Regions from separate parts of the Mus musculus genome. Here region 1 is linked to region 2. Evidence: chromatin loops called from intact Hi-C (ENCODE). Cell type or tissue: left cerebral cortex. All regions are shown on one strand. Each heading gives the region's core, and the rest is flanking DNA. Links, peaks and the distances in the headings are about the cores only. Region 1 overlaps Nhsl2 (NHS-like 2). Region 2 overlaps Nhsl2 (NHS-like 2).

Region 1 (10,333 bases), core at 4,256-8,255, 49 kb after region 2:
CACTTAGAGGCCACCAAAAAGCTCATGTTTGAGGAGCTGGGGCTCCCTCAGTTTTTTCCTCAGCACCCCTTGCCTGTGCTTTCTTTCCTTTTGCAGCCGGCTTCCTCTTCAGACCCCAGGCCAAATCTATTTCTTTCTCTTCATTCCCTGTCGAAAAGATTCCTCAGATGTTCTGTCTTCTCCCATCAAATGCCAGTGAGCACACATTTTGAGATTAAAAATAAGAGAGAAAATTCATCCATCTCTTCCAGTGGGTTTTATTGTAGTGGACCTGGTCTCAGGGTTTATGTAAAGCAAAGCTTTCCTCTAGGGTTTTCATAGCAGACAACCACACTAGCAGCAATTCTGTGTTTACAGGAGAAAAGTCTTCATACATTCTCAGCAGAAACAAATGCACACATTCTGTGGCACTGCCTGATTTTCACATGACTTCATTTCCCATCACTGTCACAGGACCCTAATTTAAATTTCCTTTCTCTTTGGAATTACCAAAATACTCTGCTGGCCTCTCAGTTAAGCAGGGTGGAGGGTTCATTTCCTTCACTTCCTTGTAGGGAGCAGGCAGTAAGTAATAGGAGCCAAGGTGGAGATCAAGGGTCAGCGTTTGGTTTTAAAGATTAGCAAAGTCAACCAATGATCCTTATCACAGTGTAATTTTCAAAGAGTTAAGACGTGAACTCATTCAAAAATTTATTGAGGTCAGATGTCGAAGATTTGTTTAACTTACTAATGAAGGAACCAGCATCATGGTAAAGCTGGTTTGAAAAGCTACATAAGGGCTGGGGAGATGATGCAGTGGGTAAGGTACTTATCATGCAAGTGTGAGGACTTGAGTTCGAATCCCCAGCACACACATAAATGCCTGGTAGGTGTAGCAGCCTATCTGGAATCCCCAGAGCAAGCTGACTAGCTAAACTAGAAAAATTGTTAAGCTCTAGGTTCAGGAAGAGACTCTGCCTCAATAGGAAAAGTGCAGGGAGATCAAAGAAGACTCCTAACTTCAACCTCTGGCTTCCACACACATGCATACACATATGAACGTAGCCCCACACACATACACATGCAAAAAAAGAGAGAGAATGAGAAATACATGAGAGTTAAACATAGAATTACCTCAAAAAGAGACTGGCATGATGGTTCAGTGGTTAAGAGCATTTGATGTTCTTGCAGAAAATCAATTCCCCAACACCCACACCACGGCTTACAGCCATCTGTAACTCCAGTTCCAGGGGATCCAATTGCTCTTCTGGCCTCTCTGGGCCCTGCACACAAGTGGTGCACAGATATACACGCAGGCAAAACACCCATATATTTAATTTTTTTTCAAGAATTATCTCAAAAAGTTCATAATTACCATGCAACCTAAAAGTTCTTCTTACAGCATACTCCAAGGAACTGAAAACACTTGAACAGATATCTGTACATGAATGTTCATGGCAGTAGTATTCATAATGGAAAGTTTAAACTAACCCAGATGGTTATCAATTGGTGAAGAGAGAAATAAAATACTGTACTCAATGTAGGAAATGGACTATTTGACCACAAAATGAAGTTCAAATACATGCTATGATTAAGTCCTGACATGACCCTAACTGAACGAAGCAAGACACAAAGAACAAATTTTGTGTAATCCCATTTACATGAAGTATCTTGAATAGGCAAATTCATAGGGGTAGAAAGTAGATTAGAAATTACCAGAGCCTAGGAGAAGGTAAGCAATGGGAAAGCAAAAGAGTAATGGGAAATTACTGCTCCTTTCAAACACAGATGTTTGTTTATTTAGTGTGTGTGTGTGTGTGTGTGTGTGTGTGTGTGTGTGTGTGTGCTTAAACATGTACGTACATGCATGCGTGTGTGTGTGTGTGTGTGTAAGTCAGGGAACAACTTGAGGGCTCAGTTCTCTCCTTCCTTTACTGTGGGTTCCAGGATCAATGGAGGTCATTAGGCTTGGAGCAGGAGCCTTCACCCAGTGGGTAAACTCCCAGACTTGGAAACTATTGCTTGATAGATATGTAGTTTTCATCTGAGATGATGAAAAATTAGGTATGGATAGTACTGGCCACTTTACAGCATTGTGAATTTAATTATGACATTGGCTTCTTAGAAATACTTTTAAAGGGTGGGTGGCTAAAGAGATGATGGCTCATCAGTTAAGAGAACATACTGCTCTTGCAGAGGACCTGAGGTGATTCCCAGCTCCAGAGGGATATGACACCTCTGGCCTCCATGGACACCTGCACTCATATGCACGGACACACATACAGAGCCCACATGATGGTTCACAACTACACATAAATCCAGATCCAAGGGATCCGATATGTCCTCTGATTGCTTAAGGTACCAAGTATACATGTGGAACACATACATACATGCAGGCAAAGCATTCACACAAGAAGGAGGAGGAGGAGGAGGAGGAGGAGGAGGAGGAGAGGAGGAGGAGGAGGAAGGATACATCTAATAAAAAATTTTAAAAGAACTAGAATATAGCTAAGTGGTGGAAGTCATGCCTAGCACCTCAACACAAAATATTTTTAGAAATAGATATGATAGTCTTGAAAAGAAAATTGAAGTACGATTAAAATGGTTGTTCTACAAGATAATATAAGTATAATTTTGAGGGACTACTTTTCCTGCTGAACAGAATTAATTTTAACTGTGATCAGACAAAAAATCATTTGCAGCTTATCACTCTCCCACAAGTTAACTCCTAGCTTCAGAGTCTGGGCCTTAAGCAATAATACCTAATCATCTAGTGTTCTTTGGTGTTCTCACCTTTAGCTGAAGGTTGTTCGGTGATCTTGTGTTGTTGGGCTTTACATGGTGTTTACTCCTTTCTTTTCCTTCCTTCCTCCCTCCCTCCCCCTTCCCTCCCCCCTCCTTTCTTCCTTTTTTTCAGATAGTCTTTCCCATATTCCAGGCTAGCCTCCTACTTTATAAGTAGCCAAGGATGATCCTGAAATTCAGATCTTTTGACCTCCACCTGCACAGTGCTGGACTGACAGGCATACATTATACCACCACATTCAGTTTATGCTAAGGATCCAACCCAGGGCTTCCTGCATACTAGGCCAGCACTCTTCCAACCAAGCTACATGCCCAGCTTATATTGTTTTTATTAATACCGCAAAGAATGCATGACAAAAAGCAATCCCCATATAAGTTTTCATGAAAAAGCCTTCACTTTAACTTCAAGGCCTGACTCTCATGAGTATTAGCATCTTGGTGACATCTTCTGGTACCACATTTCAGACCCACTTGAGTCCATTCTGAACATGACTGTCAGGCTGATGTGCTCCTTTTGATGTACCACCCCCAACTCATTCCTGATCCACTGCACATTTTCTAGGACATCTTACAGAAGCATCTGGAATCTGGCTAAAGCTTGGAAGAGTGTTCCTTCCCGTTGGTTCCAGCTAGAAAGCATCTCTCCACTCCTGACTAGCCTGTCCTTGCCTGCATACCTTTGAGCTTACAGATATTTTCACTGAATGTTGGTCTTATAGCCTCCCTGGCCCATGGCAATGTCTCCTGAATTGCCGTCATCCATGTACATTTGTACCATTTTCTCTCTTTCCTTTCTTCCTTCCTTCCTTCCTTCTTTCCTTTCTTTCTTTCTTTCTTTCTTTCTTTCTTTCTTTCTTTCTTTCTTTCTTTCTTTCCTTCCTTCCTTCCTTCCTTCCTTCCTTCCTTCCTTCCTTCCTTTTATCTTTCTTTTTTTTTTTGGCTTTTGTGTATTTGTTTTTGTATTTGCTTTGGGCTTTTGTTTTTTCTTGAGACAATGTTTTGCTGTCAGTTAGCCCTGACTGCTCTAGAGCTCACTCTGTAGACCAAGCTGGCCTTGGACATACCCACCCCCGCCCTAACTTCCCTGGTGTGGAGTCATACCCCACGTGCCATCAGCTCAGCTCATCAGTGCTATGTTCTAACTTCAAAAACACCTCTCTTTTTAAAAAAAAATGTTTCTAACTTCTCAAAAGTAAAGTCAATGTGCTAAAGAAAAAGTTCATTAGAGTACCAAGCCATGTCCTGCTTGATTCTGTCCTTTAAAATTGTTGTTCTTTGACAACTTCAGACGTGTTGTAGATACTGTGTTGTGAGCATTCACTCTTCATTGCCCTCTCTCATTCCTGAAGAAAATGCCAGCCCCCTTTTGCAGTACCCCATTAACTGCCCACAGACCCTCAGTGAGAAGTGGGGCTTCATGAACCCCATCCCTATATCAAAACATGGTGCCTTTGGCTTCACATGAAGATGGTGGCAGCCTCCTAGTGCTCAGCTTCAGGACAGTCTTCTTATACACTTCATCAGAGCATCGATGGCAACTAGCTCAGGTGCTCTGCAAGGACAGTATACACTCTTAACTGCTGAGCCATCTCTCCAGCCCCAATTGTCTTCCATGTTGGAAGTGTGTGATTCAGGCACTGGCTTTGTTTGTTTTACTGGTAAATTAAGGACATTAACCTTTAGTCATATGCATTGTTTGTGACCATTTTCTCATGCTTTTTGTTTTGTCCCTTTACTGTTGGTTACCTCCTTTGCCATGCAGATTCTTCTGCATTGTACATAATTCCACTAACCATATTTTTTTGAGATTTCATCTATTTTTTTATATGCATCGTTGTTTTGACTGCATTTATGTCTGTGCATTGCCTGTGTGCAGCATCAGCAGAGGCCAGAAGAGGGCATTGGATTCCTCTGGGACTGGAGTTACAGATAGATGTTAGCTGCCATGCATTTTCTGTGCCTGACTGAGTATTTTGCCTGCCTGTATGTATGTATGTATGTATGTATGTATGTATATGCACCACATGCATGCCTGGTGTTCATGGAGGTCATAAGAGGGCATATGATCCCCTAGAACTGGCATTATAGACAGTAGCAAACTTCAATGCTGAGAATTGAACTCAGGTCCAATGCAGAAGCAACAAGTGCTCTTAACTGCTGAGCCATCTCTCCAGTCCTGCTTATGAGTCTTGAGCTAAGTTTGGACTTCCCAAATCAATACACAGCCAGGCTCCCCAAACAGTTCTATTTAGTGATGTTTCAAAAGTAAAAGGAAAGCCTTTGTTTCTGCTAGTTGTTTAGCATGGAGACAAGGCAAGGCATCTCCTCTGTTTGCCAGTGTTCTTGAGTTTTGCGAGTGTCACCCTCATACTGGAGCCTGCCTGCCCATTGCGGGAGCTTTAAGTATGTTAAGGCAAATATGAAAGGTGTGTGGGGCAAATATTCGCTCTAACCTTAGATGTGGTCATACCTTTTTCTGTGAGTTTACCACTGTGGTATGGCATAGCGAAGCTCTCCCTCTAAGCTTTCGACACCTCGCAGATGTAGAGCTCTTGGCCTGGTACCTATCTGTCATTAGCGAGATTTTCTCCAACTAAGGCAAAGACGTGTACAACTTACCTCCATGCTATCTGGCTCTGTAGTAGAAGTAGAATTATTTCTTCTGCCCAGGAGAATAGGATGGGTAGATGAGAAAGCCTTCTTAGTCCTCCTTCTTCTAAAGCCTGTGACATTCTACGAGGTAGGTCATTCACTGATTGTTTCTTTGCCCCAACACTGTTTGATGGATACAGGGTAACAACAAAGTCACCCTATTCCTAGTAGTGAGCAGTGAGCATCCTTGTGCATTTATCTGTGCAACATGCAAGTATTCTCTTAGTATAACTTTATGCAGGTGTAGCTAGTAGGTCATGGACAATTAACATTGGCTAAGCACCAAAATATTGCCCTCAAAAAGGGCCTGGGGGGTATAGCTTGGTGATAGATACTTGCCTACCATGCACAGGCCCTGAGTTCCATCATCAGAGTGATAAAATAAAAGCTACACTCTCACACTTTCCCTCAGCTATTGTGTTCCCACTTATTCATGCTACAACTTTCACATGAATGAACCATGTCAAATACATTATGAATATTCATAATGGCATGGTATGGTTTCTTGCTTGTTTTGTTTTGAGACAGGGTTTCCTTATATATCCCAGACTGCTCATGAATTCAAAGCAATCCGTCTGCTTTAGCTTCTTAAGTGCTGAGGTTACAAGTGTGCACCACCACGCCCAGCTATGACAACATGGTTATTTTTGTATGTGTGAAATGTAGGTATATATCTGTGCGTGTGTAGGTATGTGTGCATATTGCACACATGCATATGGAGGCTAGAGGTTGATGGTCGGTGTCCTCCCCTATTGCTCTCTATTTTGTCTTTTGAGACATGATCTTTCACTGAGCCTACAGTTCACCACTTGTCTAGTCCTTCCCATCTCCACACCACCTCCCTTCAGCACTGGAAATGCCGACATGCTACCATGCCTGGCTTTTTACAACAGTCCTTTGAAACCAAACGCAGGTCCCTTTGCTTGTATAGCAGGCACATTACTCACTAAGTCATCTTCCCCAGTTGCCAGTATTATTTTCTGGAGAGAGGGGCAGCTGGGGAGAGAGAGAAAGTAAGTGAAGAATAATAAATAAAATTGTATGCTCCAACAGTAGAATACTACATAGCACCAGTTTGCCTGGAAAATACTACCTATATCAGCATGGATGTCTCTCACAAACATACCATGAAGCAAAGAGAGCAAATTGCAAAAAGGTTATGTACAATTCGATGTGGATCAGAATGTACAAAGCAATATGAAATAGCTTATGATTTGTGAGCGCATACACAGCACCTTTTTAAGTATGCATGTATACTTAAGACACAGACATCCAGTTCGGGACAGCACTTCCTCTGCAGTTGCGGAGGTACTGAAGCTTCAGCTGGGGCAAATATGGGAAAATGAATTTGTTTCTAATGGTACTTTGGCATAGCTTGAAATAGCTCAGCATCTAAAATGAGAGGAAAAGAAAAGCAAGGCAGAAGTTGTTTCTTTTTTTTTTTCCTTGAATAGGAAATTGAGGTGCAAGTTCTTGGATATCTGGTACCTTGGAGAGGTAGATAATCTTCACAGGAGGAGGCTCACTCTGACTCACTGGAAGTCTGCTTTCCCCAGACACTGGACTAAACCCTTGGGATGGATCATTTGAATGATATAATTGTTGCCTTCCAAGCCCACAAGGATGGTGACTCCTGAGTTTTGTGACTGTCACCCTGTGTGCCCATTGGGGGAACTCTGAGTAGTACATTGAGCCAAATAAGAAGGGCGCTTGAGGCAAGTGTTTGATCCAGCCTTAGATGTGGCCACACCTTTTTCTGTGAGTTTACCACTGCTTCAGGACCCAGTGAAACAGGAGCAGTGCAACACTTACTAGGACTAGAATTTTGCCATGGTGCCTGCCTCTTGAAAGCAGTGTTGCCTCATTAAATGACACAACTGACACAGTGGAGTCATCCGGCCTTATCAGTACCACTCGATCTAAAACAGAAACCAGGATGGGTGGGGAAGGCTGTCTCTCAGTGCTTGGCCCCCGTTGCCATGGGCCCTGTTGCCATGGTTCCCAAGCAGTTTCACTTATGATTTCCCTCAACCGCTTGCTTATGGCAGCCATCAGCAAGCAGGACCTAGAAAGTCGCTCATGCAGACCAGGAAGAAAGCTGATAACAGAAAAGACAAGTGAGGAAGGGAAGTAATTAAGCAAACACAAACACATGGGAAGAGGAGGCGGAAGGAATTTGGTGTGAGGCCCAGAAACAGTTTGGTTTTTATGATATTTTTTTTCTTTGAGATGTAATGAACTGGAGAGGCTGGGTCAGAATTTGCTGAGAAGTCCCCATTATGTAGCTACCATGTGACACAGGTACAGCAACTCCATGACCTGGATTTCCAAAAAAAAAAAAAAAAAAAAAAAAAAAAGTCCTAGTTTTAAGAATTCTATTCTTTGTCAGACTAAGGATCCTGATTTTTTGATTCAAGAAATAAGGTCACTGTAGTTACAGTGGCTCTCTAAGTCATCCAGGAAAGCCTGATTTAGAATCCCTCCCCTGGCTGGTTGGCAGGGAGTCCCCACAGGACCTGCCTCTGGGCCCTAAAGGCCTGAGTGAAGTGGCCTCTTATTCAGCCAAGAAATATCAAAGTGCTTCGACTCCACGCCGCTTTCTTCAGCTCTGTAGTTCTCCAAGGAGACAGAGCCAGAATGGCAGTGTTGTGACCCTGTCAGAGCTGCATTTCAATGCGAGCTGCATTAACTCAATGAACGCAGTGCTGGGCGCCTTGCTTTCCTCGCCTGGAAGATGAGGACAAATAAGGGCCGTGGCAGGGTTATTCTGAGAATCAGCTAGGTGTTTGCTACCTTTAGAGTGCAGTGAGAACGTTAGCTGCTACCATTCACTCTGTGGAACTGGGCTTGTGTGGCTCACAGCTGTAATCCCTGTACCCAGGTGGCTGAGGCAGGAGGATTGCCAAGAGTTCAAGTCTAGGCTAGGCTCCATAGTGAGTTCCAGGTCAGTATGAGCTGCAGAGTGAGACCTTGCCTCAGAAAGAAAAGAAAAGGAAAGGAAAGGAAAGGAAAGGAAAGGAAAGGAAAGGAAAGGAAAGGAAAGGAAAGGAAAGGAAAGGAAAGGAAAGGAAATCCACTCCTTCATTCAACAGATAAATGTGTCCTCTATACCAGCCATGAAGCCGAACCTAGGGACATGAGGGTGAGCAAAAATCAGACATGATCCTTGCTAGCATGACGGTTTCAAATCAGAGGGGTAGGCAGACTTTGGTCAAAGATTACCTCATGCAAAGTCCAAGCAGAAGATAAATATGGCAGACAAATTCTTTTTCTTTACTTTTGGAGACAGTGTCTCACCATGTATAGCCATGGCTGGCCTGAAACTCTATATGGACCAGGCTGGACTTGAATTCATTAGAGATCCTCTTGCCTCTGCCTATAGAGTTGCTAGGATTAAAGATGTGCACTACCATGGTCAGCCTGGATTCTTTTATTTGTGTTGATTTTATTATTGATGTTTAGGTTAGCATACAAAGAAACTGGTTCATTGTGACATCCTCATATATGTGTCATTGTGCTTTTTTTTCTCAGTCATTCCCTTCCCCAGCCCCCCTCCCCAGCCCCTCTCCCCACCCCCACCCCCGCCATGTCTCCTGCCTATCTCTGCCTGGTTCCCTAAACTGACTGCTTGTTCTGGGGGCGTGGCTCAGTGGAAGAATATTTGTCTAGTATGAAAATTGTGTTCAGTTCCTCTAAACAAACAGATGATTGTGGCTGCTGGGTGGAATCCAGAAGAACAGAGTGTTTGGGGGACTTCTGCCCAGTGTGGCAATTTACACTAAGTGTGTGAAATGATCAGCTATGTGTAGATTTTAGAAATGGAATCAATGGAACTGACTGAGGGGATTGATTGTGGGGTGAGGAACACACAGTAGGTATTTTGACTGACTGTATATGCATGACTTAGATCACTTCGAGTAGCAGCCAGTCCCAAAGCTGCTGAGGGGACACTGGTTAAGATCCCATGTCCCTCATATAGAGTAGCATGATGCTAGTCCTTCAGTCCAGAAATCAGTTGCTAGACTTCATCGTCAATGACCATTTAGCATTTTTAAAATATGCCTTTGTGAAGAATAATAAAGCCAGATATGCATTGGCTTTGCATTTGATGCGGATTTCCCTTTAAAGGTAAATCCTTCACTTCCAAGGTTTGAATGGAATATTACTTTAAAAATAGCATAGTTTTCATTAAGGGAGGCTGTGGAAAACATTCCTTAGTCTACAATCTCCTGGTGGGGCAGTATATGTTCTTTGAATTGGATTCCTTTCAAACCTTTAGCCCAGGAGCTTTTGTTCTGAGAGGCCAGGAGACAAGAGGGTCTGAAAGACGAAGGGATGCTAAGGGCCAAGGACAAACTTGAGTCTCATAACTGCAGGTAAGCATGCATTTGAGTTCCTATGGGGACTTCATGCAAATGATTTATTGTCATATTTTGCAAGCTTTTGCTCCTCGCTGCATTAGCTCCTTAAACCTTTCTTTTAAGCAGAGCAGGCGTGGGGTTCAAATAGGCACCCAAGGCCCCTCTTTATGTGAGACTGTTTCATGTGCACTGAGAAGGAGCTCCATAAAGAATGTGCTATTTTTCCCACACCACTTGTCCCCGCACTCATCAGCAGGGCTTGCCTTTCTCAATCTGTGCAGGCCCACCCTTCAGAAGCCATTATCTGCTGACAATTGGTGGGGCTCTCTTGTCTTTTCTCCTTCTCTCAATTAAACTCTAAGGACTGCGATTCCCATCTGCCTCAGAGCAAACAGATCTCTTGTTACACCCACTTCCCAGAAACTGGAGAGCTTGTCTCCTTTCTCCAACCTCTATAGTTCTCCTTTTCAGAATGCTTGGCCCTTTTAGCTATTTTCAACTGCAGGTGGCAATTAAATTGGTTTCCCAAAGTTGGA
Region 2 (10,333 bases), core at 3,050-7,049:
CACCCCACTGTTCTATTTGTTCTGCCCACACTTAGCTGGCCTTCCTTTGTGTCACACACTCACCATGTGGCGTGGGGTTGACAGAGATGAATGGCCCCCAACCTCTGCCCTTAAGGAGCTACCAAGTTAATTAGGCAGCTGGTAGGAGCGAGCTGATAATGTGGTGAGTGCTGGGATTGGGGAGCACAGCCAGTGGAGAGAAAACAGAACAGTCCTAAGCCCAGTGGACTGAGACTTATGGCGAGACTGCTTCATGATGGGGGAAGTGACTTAAAATTCACACCTTTAATCCCAGCACTCAGGAGGTACAGGCAGGCAGATCTCTGTGAGTTTGAGGCCAGCCTGCTCTACATACGGAGTTCCAGGACAGACAGAGATACATAATGAGATCCTGTATCAACACCCCCCCCAAAAAAAAGAAAGATATGGGACTATGTGTTTTAGAACATGTTAACAGGAGAGGTCATCTTGCCTTTTTGGATTTTCACATGCTTAGGGCTCTCTCAAAACAAGAAACCAGGATGTGGGTGAGCTCAGTGAACCCAGTTTCCATGTATTTCTGTATTTCCAGCCTAGTTGGTGATGGGGAGAGTTCTATTCTCTAAATAAGAGCCGTGGGCTCCCTCAGCATGAGCATCCACTGGTGTACCTGCTAGATTGCCAGATTGGACCTCATATGGTTGGGTCCCCAGAAAACACCAGATTGCATAAGAAAAGTGAGCCAAAGAAATGTCCTAACTGATGTGGCCCTGGTGGCACAGTGTGCTGGAAACTCCTATATGCAGATAGGAAGTGTTAATGGTCTATGGTGCACTTAGGGGGTTTGTTGGGTAGGGATCAGTAGGATCTAGTAAATTCCCCACCTTCCAGCATAAAATAGGTGCTGAAATTAAATTATAGTCATTCCATGGCATGAGAGTCCATCTGTATAAAATATCAAGAGCCAGATATGTAGGAAGAAAACTCAAGTGTAATTTGATACAGATGGCATTATCTGGAGAGCACGGCATAATCTTTGCAATAGGTAAACAGGTCATCGTCTATATACAGGACACATCTAGCCTGTGGGAATAAGGGGAGTCCCCAAACTGAAAGGTGGGCTTTCAGGAGCCCCAGATGTCACCTAAGGCTCAAGACTGGATGTACATCCTTTGTAGAGTGGGGATGGTCAAGGAACAAAGGACCTTGACCCACGTGCTGGTCAGGATGGCTGAATCTTTGTGCAAGAGTAAAGAAGGCACTGTGGGATCTACGGGCCTCAACTGGCTTTTTGTCTCTACATATAGCACTCAAGGCGGCTGGTTATATTCACTACTTGTCTCATTGATGCAGCTGGATACTGGGCAAGAAGCAACTTAAGAGAGACGGGGCTTCTTTTGGCTCATGGTTCGAGAGTGTATCGTGGAGGGAAAGGCCTGATAGTGAGAGCACGAGGAAGCTGCTCATATCAGTTCAGCAGTCACAAGTAAAGAGGAGGGGGGGAAGAGAAGAAAAGCATCTGCGCACAACATCCCCCTCCTCTTTACTTGTGACCTTGGATGAGTCATGTAACCTGTCTGCCTCTTGGCTTTCCCATCTGCACGCCCTTGATGATAGCGAGAACATTACCAAATTGGTAATGATGTTTGGGCTGAAACGGAAAAAGACATATGCTAGTGAGTAGCCGGTGCCTGGTGCAGGCTTGCCTGTTTATTTGCTACGTCTCAATCCTCCTCTGAGCCAGCAACAGGGGCTTGGTCTGTATCACAGACACCAAGGAGCAGGAACACCATGCCAAGGTGATCCCCGCACCTTTGCTCTGCATGCTCTCTCCTTGAAATGCCCCTGGAGCATAATTTTTAGCTCAGGATTTGGGAGCAGAATCCAGATGGCTCTGCCAGTTTATTAGCACCAGCAGGCTCTCAAGTTTAATAAGCTTTCTGCATTTGCTAGCACTGGAAAAAGATGGCCTGGACCAGATTCCTTCGTGATAAGAAACACTGCCAGCTTGCATCCACACTGGCCAAGTGCTGTGGGATGCCTCTCACAGCAGCCCTCAGGAGGCACAGCCAGTCCTTTGCTCTCTGCTTTGAACACTGAAGATTTACAAAGTGTAAACTTTCTGCCACTTTCCAGTATTTGGCCGGGTCCATTCTTCTTCTATGTATGTAGAATTACCTTCCAGCTGTTCACAATTTCAAGATGGATTTGTCCAGTCCAGAGCCATTCAATACTCGTGGAGGAGGACAGGCTGCCAGCCGTTGTCGAAGAGACTGTCTTTTTACCTATCAGATAAGGTTGAGGGCAGGACCAGCAGCAAAGACAGTCCGATCACCTTAAAAGGTTAGGAATGCAGGACCCAGGGAGTTTCAAGAATTGACCAATGAAAGTGCTTAGCAACATCCCATGACCAATAGTGGGTGAGCCCCTCTGTTGCCATGAAGCATCCTTGATTCTCATTGGTCATGAACAGAGACTTCTTCCTGAAAGTGGTAGGGTGGGGGAGGGAAGGAGGGGGGGCAGTGCTTACTGCTCTGTCTAGGTGGTTTTTACCTGTCATTGAAGGGGCTTATCCTGTGTCCCTGGAACTTGCCAATTCTCCGTGACATCAGAAAACTAAAGCAGTTGAACAGACTTTTGTAAACGCAAATTGTGTGGCCTGCAGACCTGTGGTCAGAGCATTGTGCAAAAAGACATGTATGGCCATTTTAAATCCCTAGAGAAGAAAAAGTTCGTTTTAGATGGTAGCCTTTGTTTGATCTGGGCCTGTTGCAGTCCAGACGGTACAAGCCCTTCTTCCCGCTTAACTAGGCCCAACTCTTGGAAAATGTGAACCAACCCTGATAGGTCATAGTTCCCTAATGCCCGCGGTCCAAGGAGCACTGCAAACAGTGTCCACTGCTGTGAGGGTTGATTTCCATGTTCATCTCGACTGGATTTAAAAACATCTCAGACATTAATAAGGAGACACGTGTGCTTCTGAGGGCATTTCTAGAAAAGTTTAATTGAAAAAGGAAGCTCCATCCTGGTCACACATGTATTAATGGCAGAGTTGAGATTAAAAGCCCTAGGGAAGCTGGGGGCAGAATTCAGCCATACAACATTTCCCCAGTGCACTCATTCACACACATGCACACACACACACACACATACACACACACACACACACACACACAGAGAGAGAGAGAGAGAGAGAGAGAGAGAGAGATTATTTCACCAAAATTGAAATGTAATGCATGTGCACGAGGTTGTAAAGTTGAAATGTGATCTTGGTTTTGGTTACCCCAGCCCCCCATCTCACTTCTGTGTCCTCTTTGCTCACCATCCTGAGACCATGCCAGGAACTCTCACATTTCCTCCAAGGGTCTGTCCCTCTCCTCTGTTAGGCTTTCTTTCTCAGTGGTTTTTGGCAAGGAGAAGGGAGCTGGTGTTTATCAGTTATACATAGGCTGTCCATAAATGGTCCCTGTGAGGCCACCAAAACTAGGGAGAGAATTGCTCTGCCCGATTTCCAGGACCTGTACGCTCTCAGGAAGCAATGACTATGGTCACAGCATGAAATGTTTTAAGAATGGGACATTTGCCAGCAGCTCTTGGATGACATAGGAGTCAATCACTCCGGGGCCTTTCTTAAGGTCTATATCCTAGTCACCAGTACCAAGACCAGTGCCATGGAAGATTGTTTAGCTCAATATTTGTCCCTGAAGACTGGGTTCAGGGAGTCCAGGAGGCCATCCCAGATTTCTCACAGCTGTCATGAGACTCAGCATGCGGGGCAGGGAATGGAAAAATGTGTTCTTCACACTATGGTGCAAGGTGGTGGTGCCAGGGCCAACTCCTAGTGCCAGCAGCCCTTGGGACAGCTTGGTTCATTTACATCAGTACAAGAGCAAATAGGCTTAAGGGAAATAAGGGGGAAGCCAAGTGTGTCAGGAATCAAGGCCACCAACTGCCTAACAAAGGACTCTGCTCCGGGGGCTTCAAAAGTCAATTTTTGGAGGGTCCCCATTGTGGGACAAATCCTGTTGTCACAGATATTCAAATTGGCTGTCCATACTGATTCGTTGTCTTTGTACCTCATATTCATGATGACAGGTGACATTTATTGAGCATCTGCTGTATGACAGGTACCAAGCTAAACACATATTTGATTAACTCAGTCCTCATGACAACCCTATTAGAGAGATATAATTTTCTCTTCATGATACAGATGCAAAAGCAGATGCTCAGATTAAGTGAGTTTGAGGCCAGCCTGGTCTACATAGTGAGTTTCAGGACAGTCAGGGCACCATGTTGAAACCCTATCTCAAAAAAGGAGGGCAGCTGCCATCTCAAGTAAAAGAGGGTCAGGAAGGGTAGGCTAAGTAACTTTGTTGGGATTGTGCACAGTGACAGAGCTCCTGTCCATAGGCCACTAATATTCTTGAAGTCTCCAAACTTTGCTGCTTGAAAAAGGTTGATAAAGATACCAGCAAGAATCCTGTGGAGGTACAGTTGTTGCATCCCCACAATTTACCATACATGGACATGCCCAGGAGCTCTGCTATAGGAAGAGGGGGTTTTCTCCATAGTACCACAGAAATGTCATGAGCATTTCCTTTAGGTAACACCAGGAGGCGCAGCAGCCTGTTTCTGGCCTGTGGCTTCTTGTCTTTTCCCCTTGACTTGCTTGGGAAGGGTACGAAAGCTTGAGCATTCCTAACTGAGGTGTAGAATACACAGTCTTTGTACATAGGGTAATAGAATACACTGGAGAACTAATGGCTCTCTGTTGGCTCTGTAGATCTTCCTGCCAGAGAAAGTCCTGCTGTGGTCAGGGCAAGGTGGACTTGCAGGAGTTGGGAACCAGAGACAGCAACCAAGACAATAGCAGTGTCCCCAATAGGTGGTTGTCAGCTGCTAAATGATGGGAGACTAGAAAGAACCTAACTGTTCAGAATGCTAGTCTTGGTGTCAGAGCTGCTGTGTAGGGTTGTGCAAGCTACCCCCTGCAAGGGCACCTGAGTCAATGGGAGCTGAGATGAAGCCCAGGGTCCAGTAGTCCTATGTCCTGAGGATGCTTTGTTCTAATTCTCTCAAAAGCATCTATCGCATGTCTCTAGGATATGCAGTGGAGGCCAGATCCCATCCCTTCCTTATTAACTCTGATGTCCATTTTGCTTACCTAAACCCCATTCTCAACACCTCTTTGTCTCTGTACAGACTTTGTGTTGCTTGAGCCTTCAGGCTCATTGAAGCTCACTTCTCTACTGTCCCATATCCCTTTCTCCTGCCAATCTTTCTATCCTAGACCCCAGACCCCAGACCCCAGACCCCAGTTCCCAGCCCCTACCTCAGGTAGAGGTAGGAATTCTCTAGAAACATGAATACCTGCTTTGGCACATCTGAAATTTTTACTCCATGAACAACCAAGATATAGACATGGAGCTGGGACACTCAGGTGTCCTCCCTTCCCCTCAGGCCATTCACTGTCCTCTTTCAGTCACTGGGCTTGTGTGTACTAAGCACCTGCATGGTTCTCTTCTGGGCACAAGGCCATTAACAAAACCAGAACAACTAAATCTTCCCGGAGCTTCAGGTATAGTTCTAGCAATACCCCCTCCCCTTGATTCCACCATCCTTCTTTCTTGCTCAAGTACCATGGAAGCCCCCCTCTTCCTCCCTTTCAGAAGCATCCCCCCCCCAAAAAAAAGCTGGACCTTGCTGCTTTGGCCTCGGTGCCAGGACCCCTGGTATTCCATGTGGGGAATACATGTGTAAATTTTGCTTTTGTATCCTGGCCTGGCAAGAGCCATAGGGCACTGTGCTCTTCCTGGGGTAGCTTTCATGCACTTGTTTTCTCAATTGAGTCGGCAAAGGCAGGTCAGTGGAACTGTGGCTGAGAGCTCAACCTCTGAGATACGGCATTCATTAAGACCTGTGTAGTCAGTCATTTTTTCCTATTATTCTTCCTACTTCCTTACTTCCGTAAAAGACATGGACTTGGGGCTCGAGAGAAGCTTCAGTGGCCAAGAGCGCCTGTTGCTTTTGCAGAGGACCTGGGTTCAGTTCCTAGCCCTCACATGATAGCTCACAACCATCAGTAACTCCAGTTTTAGGGGAGCCCACACCGGTCTTATGATCTCCTTGGGCACCAGGGAAACGCTCATACACATACAATAAAATAAATAAATCTTTTAAAAAATGTTTTTTAAGAGCTATGGTTTTGGGCTGGAGAGATGGATCAGCAGTTAAGAGGTCCTGAGTTCAATTCCCAGCACATGGTGGCTCAGGCATCCAATGCCCTCTTCTGGTGTGTCTGAAGAGAGCGACATTGTACTCACATACATAAAATAAATCTTTTTTTAAAGTGAAAATAAAAGAGGCATGGTCATATTTGTTACATGGGATAATGGCCAGTTCTCTGTCTTTCATCTTTCCTTTTTCTTTTCTTTGTTTTTCCTTAGAATATGCCAAGAGAAAAGTGAAAAGATGACCACACCCAACATGAACAAGTATTAACATGTGTTGTTTGCCTGTGATGTTGCAGTGCTGTGCATTTAAACCGGGGACCTTGTGCATGCCCTGAAAGCTCCACCAACCAAGCTCCTCCCTCAGCCTGCCCATGATATTTTCTAGCAAAACAAAACATTCTGGGTACTGACATCCTGCACTCTCCTCCCATCGGTGGAATGTCCTAGATACTGCCAGGCCCTGTGATCCACCTCCTAGCCAGTTCTCTCCTGTCTGGCTTTCCCCCACACCACCAGGTCACTGTTGTTTCAGATTTCCCCCAGCACAGCACGTCCAGATCTAGTTCCCCAGCTGGTGTTAAGACCTCTGCAGGATTGGTCCAGGCAAACTGCCAGTATCACCTCCCCTGCCCCAGGACACAGTCAGGAAGTCCCAGCTCTTTCCAGTGGGCCTCTGACTATGGTCGCCTCCCGTTATCACCTTTGTGCGTCTTTGGTCACACCTAGTCACGTTCTTTCCCTCCCACCCAAGAAGACCACTGGATTTCCAAGCCTTGCCTCAATGATACTTTATCTTGACACCATCCAGACAAGCTCATTCTATGCTCTCTTCCTTTCTTACTGGTCCTCAGGCTTCTACAAACCAGATGCAAAGCCTCTTGACTCAAATTTGAAAAGCAGCTTTAGCCAACATGGGTCTCATTTTCTCTTGTGAATGACCATGCCTCCAACAAAGGAAACAATGTCTGCTCCATGCCTGCTTGGTTAGATGTTGAGCAGCTGCTCAGCCAGGTGAGGGTGCTGCAGTGTGACACTTCAGATGGGAAGGGAGGAGAGAATGTGTGCTTGGCTAGCAGCCTCTGAGGAGGCTGGCCCCTAAAAGCCTCTGAGGTACATAGAACTGGAGCGGCTAGATAGTCCCTCACAGTTTCTGTCTCCTGCACCCAGCACCAAGTAGAGGTGAGAATGAGCTTGCTGTATGGCAGGCAAAGCACTGGAAGACTGGAAACTGAGGAAAGAAAGCCATGTCTTAGCTAGAGCACAAAGATGCTGGGAGTAGCCTGTGATCTCTAGGCTTCAGAGTAGCCTGGGAGGTCCCAGGATTTTTGGAAAAGGGGAGGGTCTTGGCTGCTAGAGATAGTCTGTGGAGGGGAGGGAGGAAAGGGGAATGTGCACAGGGTCTTAGCTGCATGGCAGCCCTCTGACTCTTTTCCTTTCGGGCCACTAGACCCCTGTCCCTCAGCCATTCCTTGGGAATATAGGATGCCCTGACCTAACCTAACCAGCTGGGGCTCCTGCCCAGAGGCTTTCAGGCCTGTTGTTTCCTGTCTGTGCAGAAGGGAGGCCCCCCTCCAGGTTGCAAATGGAAAAGGCAGGCAGGGCTTCTTCCAAGCTATCATTCTGTCTGGTTCTGGCATTGAGCTGGCCTAACAAGGATGGAACCCCCCCATGGCCTCTCCCTAGACATTTCCTAACAGGCAGCAGCTCTGAGAGAGAAGCATTTCTCTCTTATTAGCACCTGTTGAAGGGGCCTGCCTCTCAAGAGGAGGCTTGATTTTTATGTACAAAGTCCCAAGCTACAGAGATGTGATGAGATCCTGTTTCTGACTGTTTCCTGCCTGGTGGGGGAAGGGAAGGGAAGGGAGAGTATCCCTCCACTTTAGGATTGGAGGGGAGCCATTGTCTAGACCATATAAAGTCTATGATTTTACAGTGGTATTGCTGAGGGCAGTGGCAACATTCAGAGTCACAACCAAACCTGAGGGGGTGGTGGCTACTTTTTTCTATCTGACACTTAAGAGTCAGAAGCAGGCTGGGCGGTGGTGGCACACGCTTTTAATCCCAACACTTGGGGGGGCAGGTGGATTTCTGAGTTCAAGGCCAGCCTGGTCTACAGAGTGAGTTCCAGGACAGCCAGGGCTACACAGAGAAACCAGAGAAACCGTGTCTCGGGAGAAAAAAAACAAAACAGAACAAAACAAAAAAAGAGTCAGAAGCAAGAGGATCTCTGTAAGTTTGAGGCCAGTTTAGTCTACCTATCCGGTTCCAGCAGGCCAGGGCTTACATAGTGATATCCTGTCTCAAAACCAACCAACCAAATCAGAATCATAGCCAAGTGGAGCTGAAACAGTGCTTGCGAGATCCTCCCCACTCCCCTTTACCTTCCTTCACTTCCGGTTCCTATGCTCATCCCAATTCATATACTCCTATAGAACCTTCAAAGCCCATTCCTAAGCTGTTTCTTTTATAACATGCAGAGCACGCAAACTCCAACAGGGCCTGGAGACCCTTTGTAGTAAGTGCCTCTGCTTATTTGAGGGGACTCTTCTCTATCGTCAACTCACTGAGAGTCAAGAAATTAATAGTCCTTCCTAGTAACTGCAGCCATACAGACAAGGTCTGTCTCTCCTTGTCAGAATAAGAGCTTGAGACAGACAACTATCTACAAGGTGCTTCTCCTGAGCCTTTGAGAGGGTGCACCATGGAGAATTCGTGTGAGCAAAAACAGCAGTAAAGGACTTCTTGGCGTGGCCTCATTGAGCCTCTGCTTACCTTAGTTCAGACTATGCAGTAAGTATCAGGGGTTGGGGAATCTGGTGATTCTGCAGTCCTCTTCCCAAGGACATGCTGGGATGAAGTCAAATATTTCTCTATGCACTGTGTGTTACCAGAGTTCCCTACCTGCCCATGTCAATGGCGGCTTCTGGTGCCATTTTATAGTCTATTCTATAGCGATTGTTTTTACATCAGTAGAATAAGATTCCTAAGCCCCTCCCCACCCCACCCCACCCCCAGATTGCAACTTCCCAATAGAACAACAAGAACATTTGCACACTCTTTCTCTCCAGGGCTTCTTTTCTTGGTGGGGAGAACTGGGTATGGATGTAAAGCCCTCCTGCAATGCTAGGCAAGTGCTCTACCACTGAGCTGTAGCCCTAGCCTCCAGTAACTTTAGCAGGAGCCTGAGCTGATCCGCCTGCAGTTCCTAACAGCTTCCCTTTCAAAGGACAAAGGGACTCTTCTGATCTCTCGGCGCTATTTTTATTTTTTTGTACTTTGAAAAATAAAATGTATTTTTTTCCTTTTTTGTCATAGAGATCATTGCTTAAAGCTCTTTGTGTAGTAAAGGTAGTAATCCTTTCTGTCCTCGGCTGCAGACATTCTCTCCTAGCTTGCTACTGTGATTTCTAGGGTATTGTATGTTGGGGGTGTGTTAACTTTTTTAAAAGATGATATCGCATATGGTAACATTTTCCTTTGTGATTCTTATGCTGAGAAGTCTAAGCCTTCTCCCAGATTGGAGAAGTACTCCTGTGTAATCTCCTAGAGTGTGGAAGGTGATGTCACATGTGTCGTAGAGTGTTTCTTTTCTAACTTCCAGGCATCCCTCCCCACCCCTCGCTTACCACAACCTTTCTTTGGAGGCACAAATCAATCAATTGGATTGGAGTCTCAAATATGCTAATGAGGTCAACCCCTTTCCCCCCCCCCCAGCTCTTTCAGCCCCTTTGAAAAGGGAAAGCTTGAGGGAGGTACTTCTCCCAGTGGGCTGTCTCATTAGCAGGAGCAAAGAAGGAACAAAGTGCAAAGGAACTTCCACCCCATCTCCCCTCCTTTTATCTCTCTTAGGCAAGTTTAGTGAGATCCAAACCCAGAGCTCCCAGTTAATGGAAGGTCCTGGGACTCTAACCGATCAGACTCCAGCAAAGTCACGAGGCCAGTAGCCAGAGTTCCCCCAGCAACCGCCAGGCCAGGCCACTGCATCTTCTCCATCCAGCCAGCACGGTTACCATGGGAACATGAGTGCTAAATTGCTTTTCGAGTATAGAAGCTGAAGACCTCAGCTTTGACGCACATAGCCCAAAAATTGATTGACCTCCAATTAGGTTTTTGTTGTTTTC

Evidence for each region. Hi-C counts contacts between places; a loop is a spot of excess contacts. Peaks named below come from ENCODE experiments on the same cell type or tissue, not always from the same donor. Only the 100,000 strongest peaks of a DNase experiment are listed, where the experiment ranks them.
Region 1: it touches region 2 in a loop (5-fold over the local background); 4 of 42 quality-filtered maps call a loop at or near these places.

The regions. Positions count from the first base shown.
Region 1 is chrX:102,024,627-102,034,959 of GRCm38, forward strand. All of the region lies in intron 1 of Nhsl2 (NHS-like 2), which reads left to right. Among named protein-coding and RNA genes, the nearest start is that of Rtl5, 42 kb to the right of the region's middle. In left cerebral cortex, for the core only: no CTCF peak of the experiment used is centred there; DNase peaks (open chromatin) are centred at 6,211, 7,378 and 8,025.
Region 2 is chrX:101,977,059-101,987,391 of GRCm38, forward strand. All of the region lies in intron 1 of Nhsl2 (NHS-like 2), which reads left to right. Among named protein-coding and RNA genes, the nearest start is that of Gm25828, 69 kb to the left of the region's middle. In left cerebral cortex, for the core only: a CTCF peak has its summit at 4,589; DNase peaks (open chromatin) are centred at 4,606 and 6,713.